Linked DNA regions of Mus musculus: region 1 is linked to region 2. The links are chromatin loops, found by intact Hi-C in ENCODE. Cell type or tissue: left cerebral cortex. All regions are shown on one strand.

The links. A loop is a pair of places that touch in the nucleus more often than their neighbours do. Peaks named below come from ENCODE experiments on the same cell type or tissue, not always from the same donor. Only the 100,000 strongest peaks of a DNase experiment are listed, where the experiment ranks them.
Region 1: a loop joins it to region 2, with 5 times the contacts of the local background. A loop is called at or near these places in 1 of 42 quality-filtered maps.

The regions. Positions count from the first base shown.
Region 1 is chr11:60,348,088-60,356,087 of GRCm38, forward strand. Tom1l2 (target of myb1-like 2 (chicken)) reads right to left here and starts at 4,818. Exons shown (of 15, transcript NM_153080.3): 1 at 4,670-4,818. The coding sequence starts at 4,721. It overlaps Drc3 (dynein regulatory complex subunit 3), which reads left to right and starts at 5,293. Exons shown (of 14, transcript NM_029044.2): 1 at 5,293-5,345; 2 at 6,015-6,113. In left cerebral cortex, CTCF peaks have their summits at 3,362 (motif pointing right), 3,920 and 4,123; DNase peaks (open chromatin) are centred at 3,429, 4,181 and 5,010; H3K4me3 peaks cover 2,428 bases; H3K27ac peaks cover 1,295 bases.
Region 2 is chr11:60,533,090-60,541,089 of GRCm38, forward strand. Alkbh5 (alkB homolog 5, RNA demethylase) reads left to right here and starts at 4,594. Exons shown (of 4, transcript NM_172943.4): 1 at 4,594-6,106. The coding sequence starts at 5,334. In left cerebral cortex, CTCF peaks have their summits at 4,094 and 4,598; DNase peaks (open chromatin) are centred at 3,572, 4,176, 4,530, 4,880 and 4 more places; H3K4me3 peaks cover 4,731 bases; H3K27ac peaks cover 3,078 bases.

The sequences.
Region 1 (8,000 bases), 190 kb before region 2:
TAGGGCTATACAGAGAAACCCTGTCTCAAAAAAAAAAAAAAATATATATATATATATATTGCCCGCCAGAGTAGGGCTTCATCTTGTCACTGAACCTTACCTACCCCATTCCCCACACCAACCTCTTTCCTCACCATACCCTCCTCTTGGCCTACAGAGTACCTCAGAGGACATGCCCGTCCCTTCCTTTACTCTCTTCTGACATCTAAGCACCTACATCTTGTCACCAGTCCAGGCAGCTCTGTTTTTTCTCCCAAAGCCCTAAATCCCAGGTCCAGAGATCCTGGCTGTCTCACCTACTGGTGAAACTGTTGTTCTCTCTTTAGAACCTCAGTTTCCCCATTTCTAAAATGGGAAGGACAACCAATCACAAAACAGCTAGATGGAGCAAATGATCCTTAGAGAACTACTTTTAGCAACTGTCTTAAATACCTATTTGTATTTTATGTGCATGTGTATGAGCCTGAGTGCATGTATGTGTACCACAAGCATGTAGGAGCCGATGGAGATCTTCCAGAATTAGTTATAGGCAATTGTGAGGCAACACGTTGCTACTGGCAGCTGATCCTGGGTCATTTGCAAGACCAATTGGTGCTCTTGACCTCAGAGCTATCTCTCCAGCCCTGTAGCTGCTATTACATTTTTTAGAGATTTATCTACTTATAATTTTTATGAGTATGGGTGTTTTGCCTACACATGTCTGTGTATCACATGCATACTTGTTGACAGTCTACAGAGCCAGAAGAGTCTCAGAGTTCCTGAGACTGGAGTTAACAAATGGTCGTGAGCTATTGTGTGGATACTGGAAATCGAATCTGGGTCTTTGGGAAGGGCAGCCAGGGTTTTTAATTGATGAACCATCTCTTCAGTCCCTCAGCCACTGTTTTACGCATTAGCCTTGTGGTCACTATTTCTCTACACCCTTTCCCCATTCCCAAAACATACCATTTGTTGCTGATGATGGTTTCTTGGAATAGGGTCTCATATAACCCATGACAGCCTCACATTCTCAATGTAGCTGAGGCTGGCTTTGAACTCATAATCCTGCTGGTTCCACCTCCTCCTGGGATTACTAGTATTCACCACCATTCTGAGCATAGGTACATACTTTTTAAAAAATTAAAGTACCAAAAATCACCTTTACTCTTTGCCACAATCCTACAGAACATCCACTAAAATTTCAACCTCTCAATTTATCATTTTTATATGCTAAAATGACCAAGGCCCAGCTGCTGGCTCGTAGCTGCCTAGCAACATGCTCCCTTTATCATCTTCATGATCAAATTTCCTTTTCTTATTTATTTTGTGTGTGTTTGCCTGTATGTGTACATATGCACCACTCACATACCACAAAGGCCAAAAACGGGTGTCAAATCCCCTGTAACACCAGTTCCCTGGTTGTGAGCTGCCATGTGGATACTGGGAACTGAACTTGTGAACTCTGTAAGAGGAACAAGTGCTCATAATAAGAATCACCTAGGTCGGGCTGGAGAGATGGCTCAGTGGATAAGAGCACCAACTGCTCTTCCGAAGGTCCTGAGTTCAAATCCCAGCAATCACATGGTGGCTCACAACCATCTGTAAAGGGATCCGATGCTCTCTTCTGCCATGCAGGTGTACATAAGGATAGAGCCCTCATATACATAAAATAAATAAATAAGTATTTTTTAAAAACCTATCCAGCCCTTTAAGTGTCTTTTATAAGCAATAGTGGATGATCTAAGGCCTGGGAGGGTACTTTCCTTCACAGATCATAAACCAGCCAGATCACATAGCCACTTCTGATAGAAAACCCAGCCCTGACTGTTCTGCTGTAAACAGAGAACGCAATTCACAGAGTCTCTACAATGTTCTAGATAAGAGATCAAGTGCTAGCAGACATGAACCCTTCAAAGTAAGCACTCAGTAAGACACAGGTCTCTCCCCGCCCTTCCCTCCTTTTGCTCAGCAGACAGTCACTCTCAGGCTTGGAATGCCTACACAACCTTCTGAGGTTCCATAATCAAGGTCATTTGATGCAGGTCACATCTAACATGTTTACTTATTTCCATCCATTCAAATGGCCCTACATCCCTTACTTCTCTCTACATTCTGCCCTTCATATGCCTCAGCTTCCCTCCCCTACCCCCCACTCCACCCCTCTAGTTCCCTGGCTTGAGCTCAACATTGGGTGGAGAAGTGAATTTAGACTGCGCTGAAAGGGCACTTGGAGAGAAGAGGAAGACAGAAAGGAGAGTGGGTGGGAGACACAGTCGGGGCTGCAGAGAGGACTCGGTGCTGAACAGCACTTGCTGCCCAATCGTGAGAACTGGGGTTTGGATCCCAGCACCCATATCAGCTGGATCACAAATGCCTGTAACTCTGCACCATGGAATCTGATGCCCTCTTCTTCCTCCACGGGCACCCTATTCACACTCACACCGACGCATGCACACACATACATAAATAAAATAAAATCTTTTCAATATAAGAGGGGAGGCTGGAGAGATAACTCAGTGGTAGAGAGCACTGGTGCTCTCCCAAAGGATCCAGGTCTGACTCTCAGCACCCACATGGCAGCTCACAGCTGTCTGTAATTCCAGTTCCAGGTTCTGACACCCTCTTCTGGCCTCTGTGAGCACAAGGAATCAAGTGGTGTATAGACATACATGAAGGCAAAACAAACACATAAAATTGAAATATTTATATATATACATGCACATATATGTGTTTATATGTAAACACATAAAATTGCAGTATTTACATACACACACATATACATACAGAGAAAAAGAGATACTTGAGTGAACATCAGAGAAAGAAGCGTCATAGAAGTGGGAAAAGACTTTCAGGTCCCAGAATCCATGATCACTTATAAAAGACACTTTATCAAAAAAGAACAGAATGGCAGGGTGTGGTGGCACACACCTTTAATCCCAGCACGTGAGAGGCAGAGGCAAGCGAATTTCTGAGTTTGAGGCCAGCCTGGTCTACAAAGTGAGTTCCAGGACAGCCAGGGCTACACCGAGAAACCCTGTCTCAAAAAACAAAAACAAAAAGCCAAAAGCCAAAAACCAAAACCAAACAAACAAAAAACCCAAAAGGAACAGAATGCTCCCAAATGTCAATCAACAACAGAAAAAGCCTCCGTAAGTTTGTAAGCTTAACAACAGAAAAGTAGGCTATAAATTCATATACAAAGTAGAAACAAGCAAGTCTCTACTGCTTGAACTATAAGACCCATAAGGATAGTACAGAGCCCAGTTCATAAAAGATGATTTCAACCAGCCGGCAGACCCAACTTTAATTTTCAAAAATGTTACATATGTGGGCGTTTTGTTTGCCTGTCTGTGCACCATTTACATGGTATGTTTAGGTATGTATATAAAAGACACCAGAAGAGGGCAATCAATCCCCTGGATGTGAAGTTACAGCCAGTTGTGAGCCACTATGCAGTGCCAGGGCCTGAATCTGGATTAACAGCCAATGTCTTTAACCGGTGAGCCAGTTCTCCAGCCCCAAGTTTGTTTGTTTTTAAAGCTAGTCAGCACTTTTGACTGATCTGTTGGCATAAGCTCCCACCTTGGATGAAAGGCCAAATTGCTTTATTATTCATTACTTGCAGTGCTGGATCCTAGATCAAATCCAGGATTTTGTGTGTGCTAAGTTAATGCTCTACCACTGGACTATTCCCTGGTCTGCCAGTGTTTTCTTCTGTAAGGAAACTTCACAGCGGCCAGTGCCATTCCTTATGCAGCATGCGGCCCGCCTCTAACTCCTTACACTACTGACAGCTGCTCTGATTACTCTACTACCACTTTATGTAGTGGGAGAGCAAGAGGCAATGTAAGGAGACGCTTAATATCAACAAGGAAGATTCAGAACTTTAGAACTTGAAGAGTCCCACCACATCTTATCTCCAAATACCCCGTGTGGCAGACAAGAGAACGTCAAAATATAAAGCGCACAAGGTCAGGAGGAGCGTCCCTGGCAAAGTCACTACTGGAGTCCAAGTTTCCGGGATCCAATGGACTGCTTATCAACAAAGCAGCCCTGCCTCCCTTCTTTCCTAGGAGGCCTAGGAGATTCTGCCGCCACGCCATCCCCCTGCCAAGCCAGTCACTTTCCCCGAGGGCCTCCCCCATCCCAGTCCCTCCTACAGCCTGACTGAGTTGCAGCTCAAATTAGAAGTCGTGCAGCATGGGGCATTTTCTGGGAAAGTGCCCAGCCTCAGAGCCATTGGTACCAATGAGCAGGGACAAGGACGGAAGAAAGAGTTCCATTCCACAAAGGCTCCGGGAGACAGAGGCCCTGGGAGCAAAGGCAGCGAGATACCTGGGGAAGAGTACTCGCAGTGACATCTCCCAATACGCAAGGGTAAGCAGACTAGCATGGACACTACTTCTGGGGAGAGACTTGAAAGGCTGGGCCCTGATGGGCAGGGATGCCGGGGACCTCTCTAAGTCCAATCGGCACCTCGGGGGAGCCTCCTTGTAGGGTGAGGTGGCACCAGCGTCAGGCAGAGGCCTCGTGACAAGGATGCCCAGTCCACCTTTGAGATGACACCACTTATTGGCAGAGGCCCAACCCGCACGTGAGGTGATTTCAGTGCCGGGAGGAGGCCCGCGGATCTCACCAGCCCGGTCAGCCGCTGTGGCTCACTCGACGCCTGCCCCACGCGCGGCCTTACCAAGACACTGCCCTACAGGGGTGCTGAACGGATTCCCCAGCAGGAACTCCATCTCGGCGGGCCTCGTTCCAGCCCGGACTCCTGTGTGCCACGGGTCTCCGCTGCCCGCGCCGCGTTCTGCCCTGACTGACACTTGCCCCCGCCCCACCCTCCGGAACGCTGAGCGCCCGGCCTGACCTCGCCCTCTGGGTGCATCTCTATTGGGCAGCGTCTAACCAGCCCACTTCCGATTGGACGACACTCCACTCTCAGTGAAGTCCCACCCACCCCGCGGCGTCCGATTGGGCACGAAGCAAGCTAAGTCACTAGGGTCTCCGTCAGCCTAGCGGCACAACCCCCGGACCCGCCTCCAAACGAGTGGCCGTTCTTCTTGATTCATTAGCACGTTGGTCAGTCTAGAGAATCTTTACTATTATTGGATAAAAGGTGTGTCAATCGTTTACATAGGCGGGCAGAAAGAAAGCGTAACTAGAAGTTGAAGCTCGTTGACTGTGCTGATTGGAGAAACGTTTGTTTTCTTCAAGTCTGGTTGGTGTTAGAAATATGGCCACGTGACGAATCAACTTTCACCCAGGATATTTATCGCTTGACTTCCCCTTAGCAACCAAGTGGCGGTGTTTGGTTCCCCAGCAACCAAACGAAGCGTCTACTGCAAGGGGAGACAGTCCTTAGGAAGGTAAGAATCAAGAGTTTAGCTCCAGAAGATTAGAGGTTGCATGATTGAGGTCTGTCTTGTAACTCTTCTTGGAGGACTCCGACCTGACCCGTCTCATCTGTAAAATGAGCACACATGTCATTTTTACACTTGTACTGAGACTTAATCGGGCTTTTGAAAAAGAAAAGAGCGTATAAAATCTTAAACTAGCAAAAGCAAGTAGGAAAAGGGTCCATCAGCCAGTTTCCTGGCCTGATTCGTTTCACTGAAAGAGAGGTACCCGATACACTGATAACTCATTCTAGAGTTTGGCTGTTATATCCATCCTCTTGATCTGCAATAAGGTATTTCATTTGGTGCCGTATGAAGTGTTTGCGATGAGAATAAAGATATCAAGGTTCCATCTCAGTCTCTGTCAGTAATTCACTCTATGACTTTGGTCACAGACCCCCCCCCCGGCCCCCCACATACACACATACCTCAAGCCTCAATTTCCCTATCTGGGAAGTAGGGACACTAAGATGTCCCTTTTAAATAGCTCCCAGAACTGGCATGGAGTTAAATAAGTGGAGTGCACTGAGAGTACGACAAGGACTTATTCTCATCAGTTGCTTTTATTCTCATTACTGTGGGACTCATAGGGTCTACATAGTGTTTCAGGTCCAGCTAACCCAGGCTGTTGTTTCCCAGGTAAACCAGTGACGAGGCTACCTGGTTGATTTGTTTGTAAAGCTTTCTGCTGCTTCTCCACATCCTACCTCTGGTCTTCACCAAGGACACTATCATCAGGCAAGTCAATGGGACCCCCATTTGGATAAATTATTGACATCCTCCCCATAGGGGAGGATTCTTTGGGCCTTGTTCTGTAGGCAGAGAACATGTGACAATGTCTGTCCCTAGTGTGCTGGGTACAATAGAGTTGTGATTAAGAAAGTGGATTCTGTGTTAGACATGAGGTCGTGCCTCTTGGTAAATCTTCATATTAGTCAATCGAGAAATTTCTCTTACAGAGATCCCTACTGTGTGCTTTCATAGTTCCATACACCCACTAACCTGTCAATGTTTGTAAGTAGATATTGGGATAATTTATTTAATTCAAGTGTGGTTCAGAAGTCAGGCCACACCTCTTCAGTATCCTTTCACAAGGTTGGTTATAGAGAGCCGCTCTGACCTTGTAGCTTTCACAAAGTTCTCTCTTTCACTCCTTACAGATGTGAGCAAACCCAGCTTCCCCTGATTCCTGGGCCAAGACATACCTGAATTGCAACTTTACTCTCTTAACTAAGCCTGCCACCGTGCCAGGAGTCATGTAGACTAGGTCAGGTCAGGTCACATGGTATAGAACTAAAAGCCACCACTGTCGTTGTCCCCCCCCCCGCCCCCCAAAACTGTGAGTCGTAAGTCCCTTTGTTCTCTGGATCTGAGGGAGCTAATGGAACTGGAAGATTTGTCTTTCTCTTCTGGGCACCATGTGGCTGCCAAGATTCTGATGCAATCTCTCCTAGTGCCCTCTCACTTCAGGGCTCCTCATGGCTGTCTGTGGCCTCGAACCTCTGACTCTCCTAGCAAAATTCTTCTGGAGGGCAATTGATTTTAGCACTACTCCTCTTTCAAACACTATTATTGGGTCAATCAATTACTTTAGCTTAGGCATAACCTTCCAAACTAGATTTTGTCTCAGACCTTCCTATAAACTAAGTTCCTAGTGATGTCCCACCCCTCTGTATTACAACCACTCTGGTCACTCACTTTCCCCTCCCCTCCCCTTCCTTTCCTTTCCATTTTTGTTTGTTTGTTTGTTTGTTTTGACACAGGTCCCTCTGTGTAGCTCAAGCTGGCCTCATACTATGTAGACCAGGCTGGCCTCAAAAAGTCACAGGGATCTGCTTGTATCTGCCTCCCAAGCGCTAGGACTTGCACCACCACTCCTGGCTAGCCTCACTCCTTTTGTAATTCTTGCCACAACAGCTATAATAAAAACTAAAATCCGATCCATCTTCACCTTACAAGCCCTAGGAGCTTGCCAGCCATTATGGAATACAAATGCAATATAGACCCTGTATCACTTCTGCTTTCCAGCTTGGGGTCTTCACTGGGTTATCGTCTCTTCTTGCTTTCTTTTCTTTTTATCCCTCATATTGTATCTTCCCTGATCAAGCCAACTGACCCTACTAGGTGTTTTCACCATTCCCCACACCTACTAAGATGTTTGTAAGTAAATGCTGGTATAACAATTTAATTCAACTCTGAAACAAAGGACCTGTCCAAGGCTCACAGCATGTGGTAGTTATTTGATATGGATGTGTGGACTAAATACAGGTCCTTTCTTAGACAGATGTAAAAAAAAAAAAAAAAAAGAAAGAAAGAAAAGTAAAGAAAAAAAAAAAAAGCCAGGCAGTGGTGGTGCACATCTTTAATCCCAGCACTTGGGAGGCAGAGGCAGGTAGATTTCTGCGTTCGAGACCAGCCTGGTCTTACAGAGTGAGTTCCAGGACAGCCAGGGCTACATGGAGAAACCCTGCCTCAAAAAACAAAAAACAAAACAACAACAACAAAAAAAATTGACAGATGTAGAGTGGGGAGTTATCTACCTAACAGGAAAAAGACTTAAGCCGGTGACGTTACTTTTCAAAAGATACACAGTCAGAGGCAAAGTCCTCTCTGGGTGTAAACATT
Region 2 (8,000 bases):
CTGAGTGTTTGGACCCACAAGAATGACAGCAAGGATATGGGCCAATTAATCATGTCACCACATCCTAAAAATACAAAAGGCTTATGATCAGACTGTCTTACCTGCTAACAGTACAAAAATAATCCCTGGTAATCCCAACTGACCTGAACTTTACTGTACATGTGTCTGTGTGTTTGTCTTTTCTTCATTCCCTCAATACCCTTACCTAGGGTTCTGGGACTAGGCACAGGTTGGTGTGGTGAGGTTCGGGATAGAGAAGTGCCAGCCTAATATGGGACAACAGAGGAGGGATGTCTGGGCAACATGGAAGACTAAAGAAACTAACTCACGAAGGCTTGGTACTCAGGCAAGCACAGTGGAGCACATCATGATTCAGGATACTGAAATATCCAAAACCTCTTTCCTGCCTCCCTCCCCCTGTGGTCAAGGGACTGGGCTTGCCCGAATTTTCGGGTTGACATACACCTCTAGCTCTCTCCTGCTCAGGCTCAGCAGCCACTTAAGGGAATCGTCTCTGAGTGGTTGGAGACCTGAGAGGACTGTATTCACACTCCACTTGTTTGCTCATTAGTTGTGTGGTTGCTTGCCCTCTGAGCCTTTGCTTGGACAAGTGCAGTCTGAGTGTTCATTAATATGCCCAGCATAGGATACAAATGAATGTCAGGGATGGTCATACGTTGTTGTTGTGTATGCGTACTTGTGTGTGCAAGTGTGAGAACAGGTATTTGTGTGTGGAGACCAGAGGTCTGAGGTCGATGTCAAGTCTCTTCCTTGATGATTTTTCTGTGTTAGTGTTGTGATACAGGGTCTCTCACTGATCTTGAAGTTCACCAACTCACTAGGCTATCTGTCTTCAGTCACTCCAGAAGAGGGCGTCAGATCTTGTTACAGATGGTTGTGAGCCACCATGTGGTTGCTGGGATTTGAACTCTGGACCTTCGGAAGAACAGTCGGGTGCTCTTACCCACTGAGCCATCTCACCAGCCCCTAGGCTATCTGTCAATACGCTGCAGGACTCTGGCTGTCTCCAAAATGTTCACCAGCATCCCACTGCCCCTACTGCTGGGGCTACAGGCATGCATCATCCAGCTTCTTTACATGGGTGCTGGGGATCTGACTTCTACTCTTTATGTTTATGTCCCAGGTACTTTGCAGACTAAGCATCTCTCCAGCCCTACATTGTCTTAAAGGCACTTGGGAGAAGTTTCATTTGGTAAACCTGAGTTCAGCCCCCAGAATCCAAGGTTTTTGTTTTTGTTTTTTAAATAAGTAGACAACTGTAATTTTGCGACTGGGGAGGCTAAGACAGGATTCCCAGACCAGCCTAGCCTACTTAGCAAGTTCCAGGCCAGCAGAAGATCCTGTCTCAAAATATGGTAGGCAGCACTCCAGTAATAATACCTGAGGTTGGCTTTGAATATGCATGTCACAATGTACCTACACACAAATGCACTGCACACACATGAACACACATACATAAAGGTAAGTTTAAGAGGCAAAGGTAGGAAGATCTGTTCAAAGGCATCCTCTGCTATAGAACAAGACCTTGTCTCAAGAAACAATATCAGGGAGGGGCAGGAGAGGATTGGGAGTGACAATGGAAATCACCAGGGTCATCTCTGGTGACTAGCTGGAGGCCTGGGACTGGAGACGATACGGGGAGTCTATGGGGTGACTCTAGCTGAGATTTCTACCAGAGGGGGATATAAAGTCTGAAGTGACTGCCTCCTGTAGCCAGGCAGGATTTTGTCTTGCCCACAAGATGTGCAGGGATAAAGATGAATCAGAGACTGAGGGAACAGCCAACCAATGATTGCTCCAACTGGAGAACCATTCCATGTGAGAGAGAGCTGGCCCAACACTACTAATGATACTTTGCTATGCTTGCAGACAGGAACCTAGTGTAACTGTCTCCTGATGAGGCTTCATCCAGCAGATGGAGGCAGATACAGAGACCCTCAGCCAAACATCATGAGGAGTCCAAGGAGTCTTGTGGAAGAGTTGGGGATAGAAGTGAGCAAGGAAGAGGGTTCAAAGACACCATGAGAAAAACCACAGCATCAACTAACCTGGGGCCATGGGGCTCACAGAGCCTGGGCCACCAACCAGGGAGCATACAGGAGCTGGACCTGGACCCTACACATTTGTAGCAAATGTGCAGCTTGGTCTTCATGTGGGTCCCCTAACAAGTGGAGTGGGAGCTGTCTGGGTCTGTTTCTTGCCCTTCCCCCTACCTGGACTGCCTGGTTAGGCCTCAGTGGGAGAGGATGTGCCTAGTTCTCCTGGGACTACATGTCCCAGGGTGGGGTGCTACCCAAGGCGGGGGCTACCCTTTCTCTGAAAAGAAGGGAAGTAGGCAGTGGAGGGAGGGATTTGTAAGGTTGGGACTTGGATGACAGAGGGGAGCTGTGTAGGGATGTAAAGGGGGGAAAAAGACAAATAAGTAAAATGTAAAAAACAAAAAAACAAAAACAAAAACCAGGGTCTTTAATCCCAACACTCGGGAGATAAAGGCAGTCGGATCTCTGTGAGCTCAAGGCCAGCCTGGTCTATAGATCAAGCTCCAGACAGCCAAGACTACACAGAGAACCTCTATCTTGAAAGAAACAAAACAAAACCAACACAAACCAACCAACCAACCAAACAAACAAATTTTACTATGTGCCATGCCCTGGATAAATGCTAACTCATTTAATCCCTAAAATATCCCAGTGAGGCTGGTATAATTATGAAATTGCTGCTGGAGTGCGGACAGTATTGGACTTGTGCAAGTGGCCTTGTGAAGTTCAACCCAGGCAGCCTGGCTTTTTCCCCACAGGATCTGGGCTTGACTAAAAAGCACAGTCAAGGAGAAAACACCCTGGGATTGGAGAGTTCAACCTATGGGATAGTCGCTTAAAAAAAAAAAAATCTTTTTCTGAGGCAGTCTATGTAGCCCTGGCTGGCCCTGAACTCCTGAGGTACATACACACACACACACAAAACTTAGTGCTGGGTTTAAAGGTGTGCACCGTACCCAAAGAGGGTCATTTTTGCCTGGGTGAGCAGAGCTGGGGACCTTAGCTATTAGGTGCATCTGGGTGCAGTGGTAAAGAGCTCCCGCCATGAAAGGCAGATCAGAGGCTTAGAGAGCTGGGCTCCTGAAAAGCTTCAATCTGCCCAGGCAAACTGCTCAGGTAAGAGACCCACCAGGTGTTCACACAGTACAGACCGGGCTCAAGTCCAGTTCAGCTGGCTTTGCCCTTCAGTCCATCTTCTACCTGCAGCTGCCCTTCCACCCTCTCTCTGTCACCTGGGCCCAAGGGGCTGCCCCGGGAATCCCCAGACCCATTTCCCTTTTGTCTGCCTGCTGTTTGGGAGAGAGGGTGGCCTGGATTCCCTAATTTCTTGGCTTTCCACTCCACAAACTTTTCCAAGTTACCACACAGTCCCCACTTTCCAACAGAGACTGCTGCCACCCTCAGTTTTCAGATTAGAAGACTGAGGTCTGGATGCTGTATCAGCAATCCTTCTGCTGCGTCATTCCATCCTCACAACCACCGTTCGAGGTAAGTACTGGTTCCTGGTTTTACACACCAGACTCTGGGATGCCTGGAAGACAAGGGGTGAGCTGTGTGACAGACACTGTAGATGGACAGGCATTACAGATGACAGACAGCATGGACAGCCAGGAGGGGCGGCGATATATGAAAATCTGACGGAGTATCAAAGACTGGAAAAGGGACTGGGAACCAGAAAAGGAAGCTGGAATTCATCTTGGGGAGGTTCAGAGCAGAACCTCTTTGCTATTCCTATTTGCTGGAGTGCCCAGGGACCTCCAGCACGGCTAAACCTTTGTTCAGGCTTTCTCCTCCGCTTCAGGATTTTTTATTGTTTGGGTTTGTTGTAGTTGTTTTGAGACAGAGGCTCGCTGTGTAGCCTAGGTTGGCATCCAATTTGTGAGCTATCCTCCAACCAGTCTCCAGAGTGCTGAGACGCATTTACCATCCCACTGTGCAATTTATTTATTTTCTGTCTGAAGAATATTTCCAATTTGGACCGATCCGTGGTAAATCTGCGCCCTTCAGACAGGAAAGCCTTTTTGTCGCCCCCTATAACAACGCCCAACCCCAGTAGGAACGTGACGTGCCCGTGCGCGTGCCCGCGGCTGCGCGACCCGTGGGCAGTCCCGGGACGTGACTTGTGGAACGTCCGCTTCGGGAAGCGATGGCGGCGGGAATGGGGTGTGGGTGCCCGGACCGCGCGCCTCCAGCTTTTGTTGTCCTGGCTTGCTCCACAGTTTGGGCCTGATGCTCTCCTGCCCGTAATTTTAACTTTCCACTGTTTCCGAAGCTTCACCGGAGTCCTGAGGGCTTTTCGTCGCCGAGAACTCCATTCAGGCACTTACTTAGCCACCCATTCACTCTTCAGGGGTCCTCGAGCTTCTGCCCGAAGCTAATTAAGTGATGGACGCAGTAGCCAAGGAGACTAGTTGATTGACAAGCATGATTTACCAACCGACTCTGGAAACTCCAGTCCGTGTTTGCCCAACGCGTGGCCGGCAGTCCAATTAAGAAAGTGGAAGCTCCAAAGGGGGCGGTCACGGGGCGGACTGGGTTGTGGCGATTCCCGAGGATTTGTGCGCTGGAAGCTGAGGCGTCTGCGGGCATCCGCACGATGCCGTGACGCGGCAGCGCTGTCCAGTGGACACCGCGAGCACACTCCGGCGGGTGGAGTCCCTCGGCCCCGGAGGCGGCTTGGCGTGCAGGCAAATTGTTGTTTTCGGGAGCTGTTCTCGAAGCTTTCCGCGGGTGGGGGGAGGGGCGGCGGCCGACGAGCGGGCCTCGTCTGCGCATGCGCCGGCCTCTCCGCCGACTGGGCGGCACGCACGCGCATGCTCAAAGTACGTGGAGTCTCGTGGCCGCCGGCAGTGCGCACGCGCGTCGAGAAGCCCGCTAAGGAGCGGCGCTGTCGGAGGTCGGGCGGGCTGGCGGTGACGTCGTGAGGAGAGCTTTAAAGTGCGGGCCGGGCCGGGCGTCTGAGGGTCCGACCGGGAGTCTGGCGGAGTCTTGGCCGAAGCCCTCCGCGGCATGAGGCGCTGCCGGCGCCTTTTTCCCTCAGGACGCGGAGAAGGTGGAGGAGGAGGAAGCCCCGCTGTAGCTGGTGCTGCATGACCGACCGCGGCTGAGGTTCGACCCCTTCCCGGCCCCTCTACGCCTACCCCTTTGGTCCCTTGAGCCACGCATGGGGGCCTGGCACTGAGGACCCTCGCTTCCCTTTCGGGTCCCTTTCGGGTCCCCTGAGAGCCATGCCGGACCGCCGCGGAGGACCCTAGAGTTGAGTTGGCGGGGGCCATGGCGGCCGCCAGCGGCTACACCGACCTGCGGGAGAAGCTCAAGTCCATGACGTCCCGGGACAACTACAAGGCGGGCAGTCGGGAGGCCGCCGCCGCTGCGGCCGCCGCCGTGGCTGCCGCTGCCGCTGCCGCGGCCGCCGCTGAGCCTTACCCGGCGTCCGGGACCACCAAGCGGAAATACCAGGAGGACTCGGACCCCGAGCGCAGCGACTACGAGGAGCATCAGTTGCAGAAGGAGGAAGAGGCGCGCAAGGTGAAGAGCGGCATCCGGCAGATCCGGCTCTTCAGTCAGGATGAGTGCTCCAAGATCGAGGCCCGCATCGATGAGGTGGTGTCCCGCGCCGAGAAGGGCCTGTACAACGAGCACACGGTGGACCGGGCCCCCCTGCGCAACAAGTACTTCTTCGGCGAGGGCTACACGTACGGGGCCCAGCTGCAGAAGCGCGGGCCGGGCCAGGAGCGCCTCTACCCGCCGGGCGACGTCGACGAGATCCCGGACTGGGTGCATCAGCTGGTGATCCAGAAGCTGGTGGAGCACCGCGTCATCCCCGAGGGCTTCGTCAACAGCGCGGTCATCAACGACTACCAGCCCGGCGGCTGCATCGTGTCCCACGTTGACCCCATCCACATCTTCGAGCGCCCCATCGTGTCCGTGTCTTTCTTCAGCGACTCGGCACTTTGCTTCGGCTGCAAGTTCCAGTTCAAGCCCATCCGGGTGTCGGAACCTGTGCTTTCTCTGCCGGTGCGCAGGGGGAGCGTGACTGTGCTCAGGTAACACACCTGGGAGGAGGGGCTGGCCCTGCACCCTGCCGCCTAAAAGTGTCCACCCGGTTCCGGGGAAGCCACAGCTGGCGGGAGCCGGTTCTTATTATGGTTCTGACTCGCCTTTTTTCTTTTTGCGTGCAAACCATAGGAAGCTTGTGTCTGAAACTCATAGCAGGATAAGACTAATGTGGAATTGTGTACCTGCAGGCAGGTTTGAAGTGGCCATAGTAGCTTATCTGAGAATTCATCTGAAAGCATCTTTCTGAAGACTAGCATAGGAGTTCGAGTTCTATGAATGTGGTCTCCTTGTCTTGCATTTTGTTTTATCGTTTTGGGGGTGGGGATGGGGTGAGGGTCTCAGGTCGCCCAGGCTAGCCTTCAACCTTCTACACAAAGGAGGATGATCTTGAATGTCTGATTCTCCTGTCTTGGCCTCCCAGGTGCTGAGATTACAGATGTGCACTGGCCAGTTTTTTTTGTTGTTGTTGTTGTTGTTGTTGTTGTTGTTGTTTTTTTTTTTTTTTTTTTTTTTTTTTGGTGGTGCCTAGAGAATGAACACAAGGCTTCATGTTTTCCTTTTGGTTTAAAGCAAATCACTTTCGGTTTTGGACCTCATTTCCATATCTTAAAAACCTGTGCTTAACTAAAGTTTTCCCTGTTTTGTTAAGTTTATCTAAAAGTTTTCTCTGTTCTGTTTTTTTTTTTTTGTTGTTGTTTAACAAAATGTAATGGATTCCTTAACAGAAAATGCAGAGTCCTTGACTTTTGGGGGATTTTTGATATAGATTTCTCCATTCTCAGGAAGAATGATTTTTTGGTATTGAACATTGTAATGGTTTGGCCAGAAATAAGTGCAGCATGCTCTTAAAATTCTTGCTTAGTTTTAGGCCTCTGTAGGACACTTTGTAGAAATGCCATAGCAGTTATGGGGATCCAGTAAAACAAAATACAGCTGGTTTGCTGACCTGGTGTTTGGCCTTGTGATTTGGTGACCACATCTTAGGCTCTTGGCCAGTTGGGGCCCCAGATCCTGCTAAGAATTAGCTCAGTGCCCTGCCCAGCAGAGTAAATCATCTGTTGGAACACTGCTAGTGTTTATATGAAGTGAAATTTTATTTGGAGGATGTCTCCATTCAGCCCTAAAAAAGGTAAGCCTGGTTAAGGGACTTTTACTAATTCTCATCGTGAGGCCTAGATTGCAACTGTTCTGAGTGTCTCAGATGTGCGTGGTGCTTCCAGATGGTTGTCTTGACAAAACGTTTTTAGAAGGGATTTCCAGCTGGTAGTTAGTGCATGCCTGTGTGTATGCTCAAACTCGTGAAGCTGGAGCAGGAAGAGTGCTGTAAGTCTCAAAAGATCTACCCACTCTACCAAAAGAAGGTATTTCTAGGGAGCTTGCTGTTTAAGGAAGATTATGGGGACGGGGTTGTTGAAGTTTCTTGGTGCTGAAAGGATTTTATGTGGAGACCATTTGGTCATTTATTGGGTTATTTTTCCTCGTGGTCATAGACCTTTTAGGTTATCTAGAGGTTTGGCAGTGATTGGCTGCTTAGTGGGGGATTCTTAAGACACTGAGACTCCCCCAACATGGTCACACCAGATTTAAAAGCAGAACTTTCAGATTCTTATTGTGAAGGTCTGTTAGTGATTAACAAGATTGCATCATCAGGAAAATTGTCTTCTCTTTGCAGTAGTAAAGTCCTAAAGCTTTCCCAGTCCTTTCCAACCCTTCCTGGATTCAGACTTGGCTCCAGAGTTAGTGTAGGAGGCCCAGCCACATTCTGAAAAGTGCTGCCCCAGGCTTTGAGTACAGCTCTCACTTGCTTTGGGTACTTATTTATTTATCTTGAGACAGTCTTGCCCTATAGCGTAGGCTGGCCTCCAACTCAACACTAATACT